2 separate regions of the Homo sapiens genome follow, and region 2 is linked to region 1. Evidence: chromatin contacts called from ENCODE Hi-C or POLR2A ChIA-PET data. All regions are on one chromosome and are shown on one strand. The core of a region is the stretch at or near the end of the contact, and the rest is flanking DNA. Distances in the headings are between cores, read along the strand shown.

Region 1 (3,435 bases), core at 591-3,090:
GACCACTTGGGAGACCTTTGCTGTTGCTAGAGTGAGCAATGACTAAAATCAGTGAGCTTGAACTAAAATGAGACAGTGGAAAACGAGTAAGGTGAATGGATTGGGGATTATCTTGGATAGAGTGTCATGGCTAAAAGTGTGTGTTCTGAAGCCAGAATGACTGGGTTATAGTACTAACTTCCTCTCTTACTAGCTGTATGACCTTGGGCAAATTAATTTTCCTATGCCACCGTTAAATGAAAATAATCATAGGAGCCATGATGTGAAGTTGTTATGAAAATCGAATGAGTTAATAATGCTGTATATGCATCACAAGAGTACCTGGCACATAGTGAATGCTTTAATAACTGTTGCTGCTATTAATTGTTTTGACTACTGAAATAGACAAGAGTTGGTGATGGTTTGGATGGAGAAGAGGAGGGAAGTTTCAAAGACAACTGACAGGTATCCGGCTTGTGTACAAGACACTTGGTGGTGCCAGTGCCTGAGATGGAGGAAACTGGGGAGAATAAGGGTTTGAGAGGAAGGTCAAGAATCTTATTTTGGAGTTGTTTGTTTGGATGGATGTGAGATATCTGAGTGGAGAGATGTCGGGCTTCAAGTAGCATCCTGGGCCAGAGATAGAGCTGGTATTCAAATTCGAACTGAAATATACTGGAGAAATTTGCAAAACAGCACTTAAAAATAATTTAACCTTGTCCTGGACCAGCCAACAGGATGCCAGAACAATTTAACAAGACCAGTTTTCTTGGGAGAGGTTGCAGATATAGCAAAAAGAGTGTGGACATTGTCATCAAGCAGACCATCTTTTGAACTTTACCCCTCCATTTACTATTTGAGTGATCATAAATAGTTACAGGTGGGTTAGCAAGGAGGGGTCATGGACAGCCCCCACGTTTCTGCTTGAGCACCAGGTGGTTTATAGCGCCGGTTCCTGGGTTGGAGGAAAGTGGAAGGAAGCATGTTTCTCGGAGCCTCATCTTTCTCAGCAGAAGATTAGTAGGCCTTCCTCATAGGTGAGGACCAAAGGAATGTACATCTGGCACATACTACATGCTCAGTAATGATTTTCTTGGATGACTTGGACACTTCTCCCCTTCTCAACCCTGCTGTAAGCATCTCCACCAGCCTGCTTAAATCTACCCCCATTTTTATGTGAAAATGTTGGATGGGAACCATGAGGTGACAGACCAGGGCTAGGACTAGGGTGAGGGAAGTTAGGCACGCACCTTGGGCACCAAACGGAAGGGGGTGCCAAAAATCCAGGCAATCACAACAAATATTATTTTAATGCACTACTTTTAAAAATCAAAAGTAATGCACAAATACCCATGGTAAAATAAATATTAATGTTTAAATAAAGACAGAATCAGTATTAACTGATTTCTCCTTTCACCTCAAGATCTGTCATTTGGTGCAGTACTGGGAAAATGTGAAAGCTTACTCCCCAGCCCCCAAGACTCTTTCTCATTTCTCCCATAGTTGTTAGCTAAGGGCTAGTCCTCAGCCTCGGGCAATCTAGTCATCTCTAAATGCTAAAGACTTCAGAATGTATTCTAACACCTGTGATACTGGGCATACTTGAGGTTGGGGCTTAGGCCCCTACCAGCCCAGCCCCCAGTGCTTTTTTATCTGTTGCAACATAGAAGTTGAAGCAAGGTTCCCTAGTTCACCCCACGTCAGTAAACCAGGCCCTTTGACCCCTGGAAATGTTGAGCAAACACAAAGTAAAATAACCCAATGCTCTATTAAAGGCTGAGGTTTAAAGGTCAGCTTTGTGCTTATTGGCTGCAAGTCTGATTCACTCCCTAAATGACTATCAGGGAGATTTGTGCTTGCAACATGGACTGAGGAGATGAGCCTTTCCATTCAGAGTGGGGAGCTATTTGCTTTATAAGGAGCTGTCCTCACCAAAAGGAAAGCAGCAGGTCAGGAGCAGGTGAAAGAGAATAGAGGTCCCTGAACCAGGAATGCTTCCTTCTGATTTTGACTCTGACTTTTGAAAGCTAAAGGTACATGTAGGCCGGGCGTGGTGGCTCACGCCTGTAATCCCAGAACTTTGGGAGGCTGAGGCGGGTGGATCACGAGGTCAGGAATGTAAGACCAGCTTGGCTAACATAGTGAAACCCCATCTCTACTAAAAATACAAAAAAAATTAGCTAGGCATGGTGGCAGGCACCTGTAGTCCCAGCTACTCGGGAGGCTGAGGCAGGAGAATCGCTTGAATCTGGGAGACAGAGGTTGCAGTGAGCTGAGATCGCGCCACTGCACTCCAGCCTGGGTGACACAGCGAGACTCTGTCTCAAAAAAAAAAAAAAAAAAAAAAGTACATGTAGTGGCTTGTAGCTTTCAGCTGTTTCCCAGGAAAATCAGAAAATCTTCAACTGAAATATTTGGTAATTTAGACGTCATTAGTAAGTGGATAATAAATAATTAAGGTTAGACTTGTCATAGCTCATATGTATCACAAGGAAATATTTATGGAGTTTTGAGCCTGTGGGTCACTTTTCCTATAACAAAACCTGGGTGTGGGAAACCAAATTTTTAAAAGTTATATTATTTACATATTTTTATTTCAATTTGAAGAAAAATTTGTCTAATTTTTAGAATGTTTTCCTGCAAATATAACAGACTTCATAATGCACATTTATGAAGGATTCTGAAACAATAGCAAGGAAGGAGAAAGAGCTGCATGGATTAATCCTGAGCTGCTGCAGCACACTGACTGCATGTCAGTGGCACTTTAAGATTGCAACATTTTGTTTGGTGACCTTCACACCAGTTGACTGTATGCACCTTAATCTCTCTCTCAAAAAAAAGCTGAGCCTACTATAGATTGGCATCTTTTTCTTTTTAACCCCAGTTTTTCATTTACCTACACTGGTTTACCTACACCTGGTTTAATTTGTACAGCAGAATGAAGTTCTTTATTACAAAGCTCAGAAACTCGTCTTTGAGTTTTTAGGAACAGTAAGTACAAAGGTTGTCATGAATTGAGACTGAAAGACCTCATAGATAAATTGGGTAGTACATTTTTAAAGTAAAGAATAAATAACACTTCAGAAAAATGTAGAATACGTTCATAAATGCACAAATGGAGATAAAATGTCACTTTTTGTAATGAGGTTTCTTTCAGACTTTGACACTCGTAAGTAAATGTTCAGAGGAAATAAACGTCAGGGCATATCAGCTTTTGTGAGGGTTGCCAATGTGTAAATGTGAGGTCTACTGTAAATCGTGCTGTCCATTTACCTGCCTCTCTGCAGGAATTTCTTTTTGAGTGTGTAGTCCTTATTTCCCAAGAATAAATACAAAGACTTTTCAGACTATGAATACATATCACATGGTCTCTAAGGTACAGTTGTACATTATACCTGTGGAAGTTTTCTTTCTTAAATAATTAAACGAGATTTTTAATTGTATAAAATAAGAATC
Region 2 (3,435 bases), core at 348-2,847, 140 kb before region 1:
ATGCATTCCTTACTCCACTAAGACCTAAGTAGAGACAAAAAAATAATACCCCTCTGGCCCAGGATGTCATATTGTGACTTTCTCCTTCAGGTGAGAGATATGGTTTATACTGACTCTAAAGGTCTATTATCTTTGCTATAATCAAAGTGCCCTCAAGGACTATTCGAGATGATGGATTTGTCTTTCTCTATATTAGTGACCAAAACTATTACCAAGACTTCCTGACTTTTTATATATATGGCTCTTTACATTTTTATGTTTCTTCCCTTGATGTCATCTTATCAGCTATTAGATCTCACTTGCTTCCTACTCAGTCTGAATTTGCTGTTTCTAATCATCTGTGGGTTGCAGAAACATATGGCCAAGCTTGGGAGAACTGTGTACAAACAAAGTAAACAAGCTCTGAAGGTGATGTCCCTTCTTATAAATAGAGAATTTGGACTTTGTTCCATCTACTTGGCTGCTTAGGGGTCTTCTCCACTTACAATCTAGTTCTTGGGAATGTATCAGATGGGCAAGGTTGGTAGCCAAAGAAGTCCTTGTTATTGTCACAGCAAACCATAGCGAAGTGGTAGTTTAAGATGCTGTAAGCATCCTTGCCGGGCAGATAGTTTAACATACGAAACACACATCTCAGGGTACAAATTCAGATTTTATTACTAGTAGCTGGTAATCCAAAAGTGAGACTCTTAACCTCCAAAGCCTTACTGTTTTCATTTGTAAATGAGGTAATAATACATTTTGCAGGGTTCTAGAAACTAAATGAGCCAGTGGTTGTGGTGCACTTGGCTTGTGTATAACCCGGTCATTTTTTTGTTCCCTTTCCCCACCCAATCTTACCTTCTCTTCAACTCTTGGAACTGCAATGTATAAGGAATATAAATACACTGAAATACTTGAAGGAGGATATAACATCATGTCACATGAGCAGCAATTCAAAGACCTGGAGACATTTGCTCTGAATAAACAAAGACTCAGCAAATAACGATTGTCCTCAAAGGTTTGAAGGAGTGGCTGATGGCAGAAGGGTCAACTTGGATCAACATCTGATCACAAAAGGAATTCCTCCTCTTTATTTTTGGATTCTATTCTGAGCTGTCCATCCTCCTGCCATGACTTCATGCCAGATAGTCATTATCTGTCACCTGGGCCCCTGCAGCCACCTACATACTCAGCTTCCTGACTCTAATCCAGTCCATTTTCTACACGACATCCAAAATGACCTTTCAAAACACAACTCTGGCCATACCCTTCTGTTTAGGATTCTCCAGGCCCCCTTTGACAAAAGCCACACTCGCACAATAGGCCATTTGTGTCTATTATTCAGGCTTATTTCCCACCACTTCCGTGGGTCCACTCCTACCCGCTGCTCCCCTCACCTACATATACCTCTTGTTCAGCAAAATCAAACCATGAGAATTTCCTCAGAGATGCTTATCTGCCTCACTGTCTGTAGGCCTGTCTGCTTGGAACATCCTCCAACTTGCCCATGGGGTGAAATGCTTAAAACTGAGTCATCTTCTCTGGGAACCTTCCTATTCTGTCCTCTGCCCCACCTTCCACCCACAGGATTATTCACTCCCTCTGTCCTACTTCTGTATCTCTACTGTGAAGTGTATTATATTTACATATTTACCTATGAGTCTCTCCTTATTGACTGTGAGCTTCCTCACCACACACATTCTAACCATGTCTCCAGTACAGTGCCAGGAGTTCACCATGTAAAAGCCATAGCACTTAACAATCTGCAGCCCTGGCTGAGCTGCCAGGAGGATGCTCAGTGGAAGAGTAAACCATCCAGGTTCCTCTACCTTGAAGATTCACTATCTTCAGGTTATTATGGTACATTTTTAAGATACCTTAATTTATACTGAGTTCCTTTAATTTGGAAATGCCATTATAAAGAGGAAGTATTAGGCTGACTAGAGCTTCTCAAATTTAATGTCAAGAGTCACCTAGAAAGTCTTGTTAAAATGTAGCTTCTGATTCAGCAGATCTGGGTTGGGGCTTGAGATTCTGCATTTCTAACAAGCTCCCAGATGCTGCTGGTCCATAGACCATATGTTGAGTGGCAATGGTTTATAGATTATCAAATTCAGCTGAAGTTTGGGTGTTAGGTTTACAATGACATTGAAGCAGAAAATCTAAAAGTCAACATTTAAAAAACTTAAGCCAAAACAAAACTAACAAACCAGTTCAATTATACCAGTGATGGAGAAATGAAAACTACTTTTTAAAAATGAGATTTTAACATAACATTTCAGAAATCCATCTACTGAATAAAGCATAAAACTTAAGACATGTATATAATTTGTAAACTTTTTTAAAAGTACTTTAATTAATTAGAATAATTATTTTCAAAGAGTTGGCTGACTATATGAAGAGGTCGCAGTTCAAAGAGATTAAATGCAGAAAAAAGTTAGTTACTAAATTATAATTTTTAACTGTTAAAGCTTTCTATTTGACTGGAAAATAAGTTAAGCTAATTACTTGTTTTTAAAAAGAAACAGAACTGCTTCTCCTCCAGAGGTTTCTATGGTTTCATTTAATACGTTTGCTATTAATAAATAAATTAAAATAGGTTTTTGAAACACAATGGACACTAATTATGAGGAGAGAAACAAAGATTCAAATATATAGAAACTGAAATATTGCTTTATGTTCCTTGGGTCAATGACTCATAAACAGAAAATCTGTGCAGAATATTATTCATTCATGTTGCTGGTATTGAAATGATAAAGAAGCATTTCCAGATCTTGTGACTTAGAAAATTATTGGTGAGATATAAACAGTTAGAGAGCTATATGATAGGGAATGTGTAACTTATCAGGCTAGAAAAACAGTAGAGCTTATAAAGCCATTCAGAGGGCAAGAGTCCACAATCCTTTAGTCAGTCACATTTCTATTTAAAATGGATATAGGGACACGCTGCAATATCCAAAGACCAATACAAACATTTCATGGGCAAATGTCACATGCTGCCATCTCTCATCAGTAGCAAATGTGACATCCTTTATCAAAGATGTGTATTTTGCACATTGCTCTGCAAACTGAGAGTCTTAAGAAGATATTACTATTGTTCTGTTCTTACATAGATGAAGTGATCCCACACTCATTCTCTGCTCAGAAAGAATGTATTTGTTTACTCAACAGAGTCATGTATGTTTTCTCACAATGGTTTACTGACATCCATAAACATATTCACTATGGGATTCTAAAGTAAAGCCCCCCTCCTCCTGAAGCTGAGCTATACTCTATATGCCTATAATGAATCCTGTCTCAACAATGCCAAGTGTGATTCTGATCCAAGCTTCTGTCATCTTCTTTGGAAATCCTTCCAAACCCAGGGCCAGGAAACAATGATTATTTCTAAAGAGACTGAATTTACTTAATAACATCTTGACAGATGAAAAAAAGAGAGAGAATTTACATAGA

What was found. A loop is a pair of places that touch in the nucleus more often than their neighbours do. ChIA-PET counts read pairs that join two places held with the same protein, here RNA polymerase II (POLR2A).
Region 2: a loop to region 1 is called in a map of Caco-2, with 5 times the contacts of the local background. The contact joins two enhancer-like sites. A Hi-C loop is called at or near these places in 1 of 168 maps with a recorded cell type or tissue (Caco-2). POLR2A ChIA-PET finds 5 or more read pairs at or near these places in 1 of 52 experiments (WTC11).

The regions. Positions count from the first base shown.
Region 1 is chr3:24,450,121-24,453,555 of GRCh38, reverse strand. The region is part of intron 1 of THRB (thyroid hormone receptor beta); the gene reads left to right. Among named protein-coding and RNA genes, the nearest start is that of THRB-AS1, 42 kb to the left of the region's middle. RefSeq lists a cis regulatory region at 1,759-1,772 and an enhancer at 1,693-1,837. Within about 2 kb of position 1,840, at least 5 of the 41 ENCODE cell types and tissues checked have a DNase peak (open chromatin) inside an H3K27ac peak, as active enhancers do.
Region 2 is chr3:24,589,958-24,593,392 of GRCh38, reverse strand. No RefSeq gene overlaps it. Among named protein-coding and RNA genes, the nearest start is that of THRB, 97 kb to the right of the region's middle. Within about 2 kb of position 1,597, at least 3 of the 41 ENCODE cell types and tissues checked have a DNase peak (open chromatin) inside an H3K27ac peak, as active enhancers do.